2 separate regions of the Homo sapiens genome follow, and region 1 is linked to region 2. A link is a loop called in an ENCODE intact Hi-C map of the cell type or tissue named here. Cell type or tissue: left lung. All regions are shown on one strand.

Region 1 (5,000 bases), 64 kb before region 2:
GAGGTAGGGTCCAACCTGAACCTTGAAAAAGGAGCCAGGGTTATCCAGGTAGAAGCGGAAGCCTTGAAAAGAAAGGAAGGAGGGGGCAGGCATTCGGGTGGAGGAGACAGCACGGGCCAAGGCTGGAGCGCCCGGAGAGTTCATGGGGAGGGGCACGCCCTCCTCCTTCCCCAGCTCCTATCATATCAGGCCCCGGTGTCACCATTTGTGGTTAGCTGGGTATTGTCTTCAATGTCTGTAGTGTTTTTCTCTTGTTTTTCACTTAATTTATCTCTAGTCATCTCACTTTCCCATCACAACTGTGCCTGGCATGAGGTCATACCTGGAAACATCTGCCGACTGGAGGGTTGTGACGGCGAGAGGAGGGAGGCTGGGGCCAGAAACACAGAGGGGGAAGGAGGCCAGAGCCATCGGGCCGGTCAGCTCTGCATTGTTGGATGGAAACATTTCATGATCCTCAAGGTCTGGCAGGAGGCAGAGTGTCTGTGACCTTGATTCTGCATGTGGTGTTCAATGTCACAGTGAGGAGTGGCTCAAGGACTCCAGGACCTGCCTGCTGTCTGCATTCAACAGCCCAGCAGACCCCCTGGGGGAGGAATGGAACCATTTGCTCTGCAGCTGGGTAAACTGAGGCACAGAGAAGCTAAAGCAGGTTCTAACTGAGTAAGATGTGTGTTCAAAGATGCACGTTCACAGCCTGCCCTTGGCTTTCCTGTCCACCAAAGCCAAGGTGCCTCTGTATGCTGGAGACTCCAACATGGCTGAAATTTGAATGTTCACCCATGTCAATGTAGAAATGTCAAGCTTATCAAGATTGGATAAACAATAATATTCAAGCCTCACACTAGAAAAGAACTTACAGTCTCTGCCAAGCACCTTCTGTTATGTTGTGAGAGGCGTTTCCTCTCCCAGGAAGTCGGTGAGGTGGGCAAGGCAGTGAAGATCATACCCCTTTTACAGATAGGGAAACTGAGGCTTGGAGAATTTGAATGACTCACCTCAGACCACCCAGCCCCCAAGTGACAACACTGGGATGTGAGCTCAGGGCTTCAGATTCTAGGCCTGTAGCTCTTGTCAGGAGGTAGTGCTGCCTCTCTCTGGAACCTTCCACTGGCTCCTGCTCAGAAGCACAGACCCCCCGCCTTGGCAAGCAAGGCCCGCATCTGGGAATCTCGGCTCCCAGCTCCATCCCTCCATTCCCAGGACCCCCTAGTGCTCTCCTGTTGGCTCCTGTCTCCCCTCAGCAATGCCTCTCCTCTTAACCTGCACAGACCCCATGGGACCCACAGACCTCTGGCCCCTTCGTCAACGGCAGGCTTCATCCACCATCCTGGACCAACCCCACCCCAGCGCTCCAGAGACTTCCTGTTAAAAGGCAGAGTCTGGCTCGGCAGTTGTGGGGCAGGGTCTGGGATTCTGCACCTCTATCAAGGTGAGGTCAGCGCTGCTGCACTGAGGCGATTGCTCTGAGTGGGAGTGGCAGGATTCCCTTGGCACCCTGCTGCCTGGGCAGTAGTTCTCTCTCTCTCTCTCACCTGCTCGTCAGCTCACCCCTGAGTCTCGGGTGGCTAGTTTTTGTCTCCAAGGCACAAAGGAAGGGTTTCCCCCTTCCTCTCACGGGGACCACAGGTGGCTGGCGGGAGACGTGTCTTGCAGAGCGCTAAGGGGCACCTCCCAATGCCAGTCACGCCCTCCCCATCTCCAAGGGTCCTGCAAGCAGCAGTTGCCCTGTGAGGGGCTGAGATGCCTTTGCCCGTCGCCCTTCCTGCCTCCTTCTCGGCCTGCAGCCTTGCTGGGCTGACCTCAGGGGCAGGCCCTGGGAATGTGGGTGGGGGCCGCCTCTCTTCTCCCACAGCCCTCATTGCAATTTTGTCCTCGCCCAAGAATCCTCTGTTGAGAGCTCATCCCTATTAATTCTCATTGTGCATTTAGAGCCAATAGGTTTTTATTTATTCATTTATCTTGTCTTTCAGCCTCCTCCCCTTCCTTGCAAGGCTGGAATTTACAATTCAGTTCTCAGGTGGCCTTGCTGAAGGACAGGAAGCCTGGGAAAGAGAGAGGGTCTGCACCCCGCATCTGAAAAGGCCGTCCGCCCCTGGGTCCCTCCTGTACCCTCGGAGTGCAGCCGGGCTTGCGCTCCCGTGGGCTGGATGTTGGGACACACGTAGCACCTGCCACTGAAGGGGCGAAGGGGAGCAAGGACCCATGGGCGATGGCAAGGCTAAGGGGGCAGTGGGCATCTGGCCGCCATTAGGGCGCCCCCTGGTGGCTGGTTAACAACAGCTGCTGGGGCTGCAGGCGAGGAAGCTCCCCCAGCCTGCATCTTCCACATGCTGCCAGAGACTAGCAATACAAGGCGTGGCGTCCCCAAGGCTGGGGAGAGGCAAAGGAGCCCGGGGAAGAAGCAAAGCCAGGAAAATCACCGAGGCCATAATCACAACAGTGATAAGCTGGTGACTAGTATTGCACACTGAGTACCTACTATGTGTCCGCACGTACCACGGCAGCACGGCCGGGCTGTGCCGTCCCGCCAGCACCGTGACACTCCTACATTATGGTTTCTACTGGGCAGAGGAAGACAGTGAAACTCAGAGAGGTCAGAAGTGGAGAGAGGGGAGGCTGTGCCGCCTGGTGGGTGGGCATGGGCCTTGGCTACAGGCAGTTCCCAGCCTGCCTTCTCAACGGAGTGATGTTGGCAGGATTTAGGCAACACTTTCTATTCCCAAAAATGAGATTAGAGTAGGACCTACCTCAGAGCATCCTACTGCCCGGACCCTCCCAGGGGAAGCCACAATAAACTGTGGCATCAGGGTTTGAACCCAGATCTATCTAGAAGTAACCACCCCCTCCAAAAACCACCCCTCCAAAAGCCAGCCCTCCAAAGCCAGCCCTCCAAAAGCCAGCCCTGCAAAAGGCTGCCGTCCACCTGCCACGGCGGCCTCCCCGTCCTCATCGGACACACATTTGTAATCAAAGCAGAGCTGGATGGCAGCCCATGATGAAATATTTAAGTCCATCACACAGGTGGCGAGACGCCGAGGACTTGCCCATGTGGGAGATTGTGGAGGGACTGTTCTTTCTCCCCTGCCTTCCCCACCTGTCTGCCCAGGAGAGGAGCAGGGGATGGGGATGGGAGAGAGCACTCTTCTAGACCCCAGGGCTTGAGGCTGGCTGCCTGGGATGAGGCTCTGCCGGCACTGGGACTGGGAGGGGTGACCACCTCCCCAGAACAGCCGCCCACTGCACTGGGTTCTCTGTCTGAGGGTGGGGGCAGGGCAGAGGTCCAGGGCCAATGACACCCTAGACAGCTTTGGCAAGGAGAGGGCCTCGGACTTGACTCTGAGGGTCATCTCCCCACCTCAAGCCCTCGACCCAAAGCTGGTCCTAGAATTATGATTTAGCTGCTCCCCCAAGCACGTTAAGGCAGTGATTAATATTTAAGAGAGAAAATACAGTCGAGACTCTAATACGAGAGACAGAGGTTGACCGTGCCCGAGAGCGTGTGGAGAACCCTCCCACCGGCTTTGAGATGTGGACTGAGTACCAGCCCCTATCCTGGCCTTCCTCCTGGCTTCCAGAGCCCAGCCCCCTTGCTTGGCCCTGCGGTCCCCGGGGCAGTTATGGCCACAGACTATCCAGCCCCAGCTCCTGGCTTCGTGCCGCCTTCTCCTTCCCTCTCTCCCTCCCTCTCTCTCTCCCCAGCTGGCCCTGGCCCAGCCACCACCCACAGTGACAGCCTCATCACCACTGACAAGCCTGAGTAAGAAGCTACCTTCTCAGGCTGACTGCCCTGTGATGTGAGCAGAGCCGGCCCATGAGATCAAGTCCTCAGGACTCTGAGGTGGGGGCACCGGGTCAGCCCCACCACAAACCCAGAGACCTGGAGGCTCCTCCAAGGACACGCAGAGGTACCAGCTGCCTGGGGGATGGCATCAAGCCCCTCCTGTGAGCTTCTGCAGCCTGGCTGCCCTACCCAGCTCTGCCCTGCCCTGCCAGGGACGGCCTCCGGAGCACTGCCCAGTGGGAAGCAGCTTAGCTCAGAGACATTGGAGCCACTCTAAGCTGGAATCACAGCTTCGCCACCTCCTGGAGTGTGACCTTGGCCAGATGCCTTTACCCGTCACCCCTGGGCTGCCTCAGTTACCCCACCTGTATGACCAGAATGACAACGGCTAACATCTGCGTGCACTTACTCTGTGCCAGGTCCTATTCCGAACACTTTACCTACGTTAATTAAACCACAAACTCCTCACAATGACCCTAGGAGTGTGTGCTCTTAGTGTGCCCATTTTGCAGATGACAGAACAGAAGCCCACAGACGTCACTGGGCCAGAGCCCTCCCCTGACGCTCCTGCTTTATACAACACAGAATCCACCTGGCTAGCTGAGGGGAGGACTCCTCGCAATGGCATCAGGCTCGGCCCACACACTCAGACAGCTCGCACGCAACCATCTCTGCTGTTGTTGTTGCTGTTAACATTACTTGAGTACTGAAGTACTCCGTGCCCCTAGGACCCCTCCTTCTCTAGCTAGGGAGGCAAGGGACAACGCCTGAATGTCTGCCTTCCCCCGACTTACCCAGGGGCTGCCATCATTGCATGTAGGAATGGAAGTGGAAGGGGACCCAAGCTGCACTGTCTGTCCCAGCTTAACCCCCAACTTCATCCTGCGTGAATCCCCTCTGAGCCTCCGTCAAACCTCCCCATGCAAAGGGCCAGCTCAGTGCTTGGCATGCTCTAGCTTCATGGTACCGTCTGCTGGATTGGATTGAGTGGGCTAAGAGGTTGCACCACAGAAAGGATGAACAGAGGGAGCTTACAGTATCATGTTGCAGGTAGCATCTTGCTCACTCGCCCAGAATGCTGACTTCCTACACAGGAGGTGGGGCTTAGCCTGAAGGCTGCGGAGCTGAATACTATAGGCTTCCCGAGGGAACTGAACTAGTGGCCAGCTGGCCGAGAATGCCCCTACCCCAGAGAACAATGTCACATGACCCCAGT
Region 2 (5,000 bases):
AGGTCAGGAGTTCGAGACCAGCCTGGCCAACATGGTGAAACCCTGTCTCTACTAAAAATACGAAAATTAGCCAGGCGTGGTGGTGCACACCTGTAATCCCAGCTGCTCAGGAGGTTGAGGTAGGAGAATCGCTTGAACTCGGAAGGCAGAGGTTGCAGTGAGCTGAGACCACACAGCTGCACTCCAGCCTGGGCAACAAGACGGAAACTCTGTCTCAAAAAACAAAATTTAAAAAATTTAAAAAATTAAACGTCCAGGTTGCCTTCAGGGCATGCTGATGTGCCCTATAGTACCCTCGTGTGCTATTCAGGCTGCTTAGAGATTTGAGGGTCAGTGTGCGAGGGGAAGGGGAAATTTGTATTTACAAAATTGGTGGCTGAGGCTGAATGCTCAGTTCCACAGTGGAAGGAAGAGGGGGCCTGTTTTTAGGAAGGAAGTAGCAGCAGTTCTTTTTTTATTTTTCTCCTGAGACAAGGTCTCACTTTGTTGCCCAAGCTGAGTGCAATGGTGTGATCACAGCTCACTGCAGCCTCAACCTCCTGGACTCAAGTGGTCCTCCCACTTCAGGCTCCCAAGTAGCTAGGACTACAGGTGCACACCACCACACCTGGCTAATTTTTAATTTTTTTTTACAGACAGGGTCTCACTATGTTGCCCAGGCTCGTCTTGAGCTCCTGGATGCAAGCAATCCTCCCACTTCAGCCTCCCAAAGTGCTGGGATTACAGGCATGAGCCACCATGCCCAGCCCGCAATTTTAATATAATTGGTCAAACGTCCTTTTTCCCTTCCCTTCTCAGAGGTGCCAGTGCAGAGCTGCTGGCTTCGTGTGGGTCTAAAACCGCTCAGCTCAATTCTGGAGTTCAAAGACACCATTAATTAACTCAGAAATCATTGACACGAGGCTACTCCCAGGTTATGCTAATCTGGTGAAATCTGTAAACCCTATAACCTTACAGGAAGTCAGAGCTGCCACTGGCCCACTCAGCAGCACCTTTGTGCCAGTGAGCAAAAGGTGCTCCTCGCCCCCCCGCCCCCCAACCAGGTAGATGCAGCCCCAAACCATGTTGTTGGAATTGGTGCTGTGGTTCGAATGTGTCCGCTCCAAAATTCAGGTGTTGCTAGTGTGATAGAATTAAGAGAGATGGGGCCTTTAAGAGGTGATTAGGCCATGAGGGGTCCTCCCTTGTGAATGGGATTAAGGCTCTTACTAAAGAGGCTTCACACAGCCTTCAGCTCCCTTGCTCTTCCGCCTTTGCCATGTGAGGACACAGCGTTGCCCCCCACCCTGCCCGGAGGATGCAACAATAAGGTGCCATCTTAAACACAGAGACCAGCCCTCACCAGACAACGGAACCTGCAGGCTCCTAGAACCTCCCAGCCTCCAGAACGTCCAGAGAATGAATTTCTGTTATTTATGAGACACCCAGTCTCAGGTATCATAGTAGCGTTAATCAACTAAGACTTGGTGAATGGACTACAGAGTGGATTTTTGTCACCTGCGCATTTCCACACCCTCAAGGGCACCAATATCGCATGAGAAGCCCCTGTTGCAAGTGGGCCTGTGGCATTCCACCTTTTAAAAAGGTAAAGGGACCCTGAATAAATACATAAGTCATTTAAGGCTTGACAAACAGCTCTTGGAACAAGGGCATGAAAACAGGTGATTCTCAGGGTGATGTGTGGGGTTGAAGAGAGACCCACGGAATCAAGAAAGAAAGAGCCAGGCCAGGCTTGGTGGCTCATGCCTGTAACCCCAGCACTTTGGGAAACTGAGGCAGGCAGCTCACCTGAGAAAGGGAGTTCAAGACCACCCTGGTCAACATGGTGAAAACTAAAAAAAAAAAAAAATTAGCCAGGAGTGGTAGTGGGCACCTGTAATCCCAGCTACACAGGAGGCTCAGGCTGGAGAATAGCTTGAACCTGGGAGGTGGAGGTTGTAGGGAGCCGAGATTGCACCACTGCACTCTCAAGCCTGGGCGACAGAATGAGACTGCATCTCAAAAAAAAAAAAAAAAAAAAAAAGTAAGAACTAGAAGAATCGAGTCAGCTAAGGTCCTATTTTCCAAGGCTCTTCCCCATGTCTAAGAAAATTAATGAAAGACACACCTTTTTGCAAAAACCATAAACTATATGACTTGTGCATGACAAAAAGATGGAGTCCATCCTGCAAATATTTCAGAACTTCCTAGCTAGGTGGGGGTTTGGGGAGCAAAGAAGCTCACAGATGTGTGTTCTTGCCAAGCATATTGCACACAGGTGCTAGGGATGGCCAAGCCCTCAGGGGCTTGAGATACTTGGCCAGTGTTTCCCAAAATGTGTTCCATGGAACTATAATCCCATCCATTGCTTCTTAAAAACAGGTGCAACTGTCAAAAGATATAAACTTCTTTGGGATGTTTACAATGAACATTATTGAGCATTCTTGCCCATTTCCTTTGTTTAATTCAGCATTTTCCAAACATTTGACCCCAGACACACCCTGTCCCCACACCTGCTCTTTAACATGTTACCATCCACCAATGCTAGTTAGTTCCCTACGATGTGGATTTTGATTCTGTGGAGAATCTGGGGAATAAGCTTATTCCTTCTTGGGTTCAAATTAGAGACGTCCGCTGTTCACGGAGCTCCACACTGAATTTCCTTCTCCCTTTGAGAACGTTCATCACTTAAAGTCTACTCTTTCAGTGTTTTGATAGCACATCTCACATGTTTTTTTCCCTTGAAAGCCCAGTACAATTTGATGGTGACCGTCCTTTTTTTTTTTTTTTTTTTGAAACGGAGTCTCGCTCAGTCGCCCAGGCTGAAGTGCAATGGTGCGATCTCAGCTCACTGCAACCTCCGCCTCCCGGGTTCAAGTGATTCTACCGCCTCAGCCTCCTGAGTAGCTGGGATTACAGGCGCCCACCACCACGCCTGGCTCGTTTTTGTGTTTTTGTAGAGATGGGGTTTCACCATATTGGCCAGGCTGGTCCTCAACTCCTGACCTCAGGTGATCCTCCCACCTCGGCCTCCCAAAGTGCTGGGATTACAGGTGTGAGCCACTGCGCCCGGCCATATTTTAAAAGAGGATAGAGGACGCCATCTAGGGTCACCTGCCATTCTCTTGTTCTCAGGCTAGGAGTGACCCATGTTCTTTGAACTCTTCACCACTTTTCTTTGTGACTGTACTGAGCTCCAGGGTGTCAGAGCTGCAGAGCCTGAGTTCTGCCTGGGGTCTTGCTCAAATCCCTCCTACCTCTAGGAACCCAGAAGCCCCACCCAAAGTGACCCTACATGACTTGGGGTGGGGTGTGCCAGGAGTCAGCCCTCTCAGGAGCCACATACCCATTGTTGATGGGAGGCGACATTTTCTTTTGTTCCCCAACCCCCCTGCCAGGAGCCATGCCCCTCTCTTGAGATTTTCTCTGAGTTGGAGACTGAAGCAGAGAGTTGAGGACCTCAGAGGACAGAGGGTGTCTCTGGCTGCCGGAGCAAGCTGAGCCATATTAACATTCCCATTGGGTGTCAGGAGGGTGGGATCCACTCAGGTCCATGTTGCAAGGAAGTTTCTCCATCACCCCCTGCCCCATCTCCCTTCAAGGCTGGAGTGCAGTGACTATTCACAGGCATGATTGTAATGTACTATGTAGCCATGAAGTCCTCCTCTCCACCTCTCCCACCCAGCTCCATCCCAAGAAGCTTCGTCTCTCCCAAGCTGACCCCTTCACCAGGGCCACCAGGCCTGCTGGGAGGACTCTGGCACTGACAGGTGCCTGCCGCTCACAGGGCCTGTCTGCCACCGCACTGTGATGGCTGGGGAGGGTGAGGGTAGAGGGCAGAGGACTTCTTGCCTCACAGGTGCTCCCACAGGTTCGATGTCCTTTGCTGAGGTCATCTCCCTCCTGTGATTTAATGAGGCTGAAGTCAGAGAAAACCCAAAGATGCCAGAGGGGCCGCCTCCTCCCAAAACCCGCCAATGCCTCCTTTTTCAGAGAGGATTTTCTTCCCTTCTCTCCTCCCTTTAAAAAAAAAAAAAAAAAAAAAAAATATATATATATACATATATATATACACATATATATACACACACTATATATACACACACTATATATACACACATATATATACATATGTGTGTATATGTGTGTATATATATGTGTGTGTATGTATATATATATATATATATAGATATATAAAGAAATGCATGTACATAGTTTAAAAAATCAAGTAGCCCTATAAGGTTTATTCTAAAAATAGCCCTACTCACTGGTGCTGATCCCTTGTCCCAGAGGCAGCCACCTTCAACTCTTTTAGCTTTATCTTGATGTTTCAGCTTTAAGCATCATATAATCGACTACCTGCTATAGAAAATGAGGATTTAGTTCTTAGGCACAGGCACACACACGTTTATCTTATCTCACCACCCCAAGATCACAGGTTCTAGTTAAACCAATATTCAGTGTTTACTGTCCTATGACTTGGGAAAATATTATATGCCACTGACTACCCAATGCACTGTGATTGCGTTTTTTGGTACAATTTCATTTTTCTCAGAGTTAGTAATTTTGATGGGTTTTTATATTTTCAATGTAGTTGCTAATTTATCTCTGTCACAACTCTAAAGCTTTTGTTAATATAATTAAAACTTCAGAACCTATTAGTTCTGTGTCTTGCTTTAAGCCCTCTATCCTGGGCTGCAATCAGCCTGGTTGCTGTGCTGGGCCCTGTGCACACCTGTGGTCTGGGTCCTCTGTAATAACATTTACCTCTCTCTTCTGTTGCATCCCCTGTTTCCTGGATTCTCTGTTTTCCACTTTCTTGGTTTACTCTCTCATTTTGATGGAGCACGTCCTCTAGTAGCTTCTTGAGAAAAGATGCATGGAAGGAAAATTCAGTGAGACCAGGCATGTCTGAAACATACTTAGTCCACACTTACACTTGATTGATAAAATTATCAGCTGGAGGCTGAGTGCAGTGGCTCACACCTGTAATCCCAGCACTTTGAGAGGCTGAGGTGGGA

What was found. Hi-C counts contacts between places; a loop is a spot of excess contacts. Peaks named below come from ENCODE experiments on the same cell type or tissue, not always from the same donor. Only the 100,000 strongest peaks of a DNase experiment are listed, where the experiment ranks them.
Region 1: a loop joins it to region 2, with 4 times the contacts of the local background. A loop is called at or near these places in 2 of 110 quality-filtered maps.

What each region holds. Positions count from the first base shown.
Region 1 is chr9:132,167,244-132,172,243 of GRCh38, reverse strand. The region is part of intron 2 of NTNG2 (netrin G2); the gene reads right to left. Among named protein-coding and RNA genes, the nearest start is that of NTNG2, 7.7 kb to the right of the region's middle. RefSeq lists enhancers at 1,197-1,954, 1,955-2,712. In left lung, CTCF peaks have their summits at 2,093 and 2,295 (motif pointing left); a DNase peak (open chromatin) is centred at 2,253; H3K27me3 peaks cover 4,226 bases.
Region 2 is chr9:132,103,054-132,108,053 of GRCh38, reverse strand. It overlaps LOC105376302 (a long non-coding RNA gene), which reads right to left and starts at 4,834. Exons shown (of 3, transcript XR_930403.1): 1 at 4,747-4,834; 2 at 4,248-4,341; 3 at 3,472-3,882. In left lung, no CTCF peak of the experiment used is centred here; no DNase peak of the experiment used is centred here; H3K27me3 peaks cover 1,617 bases.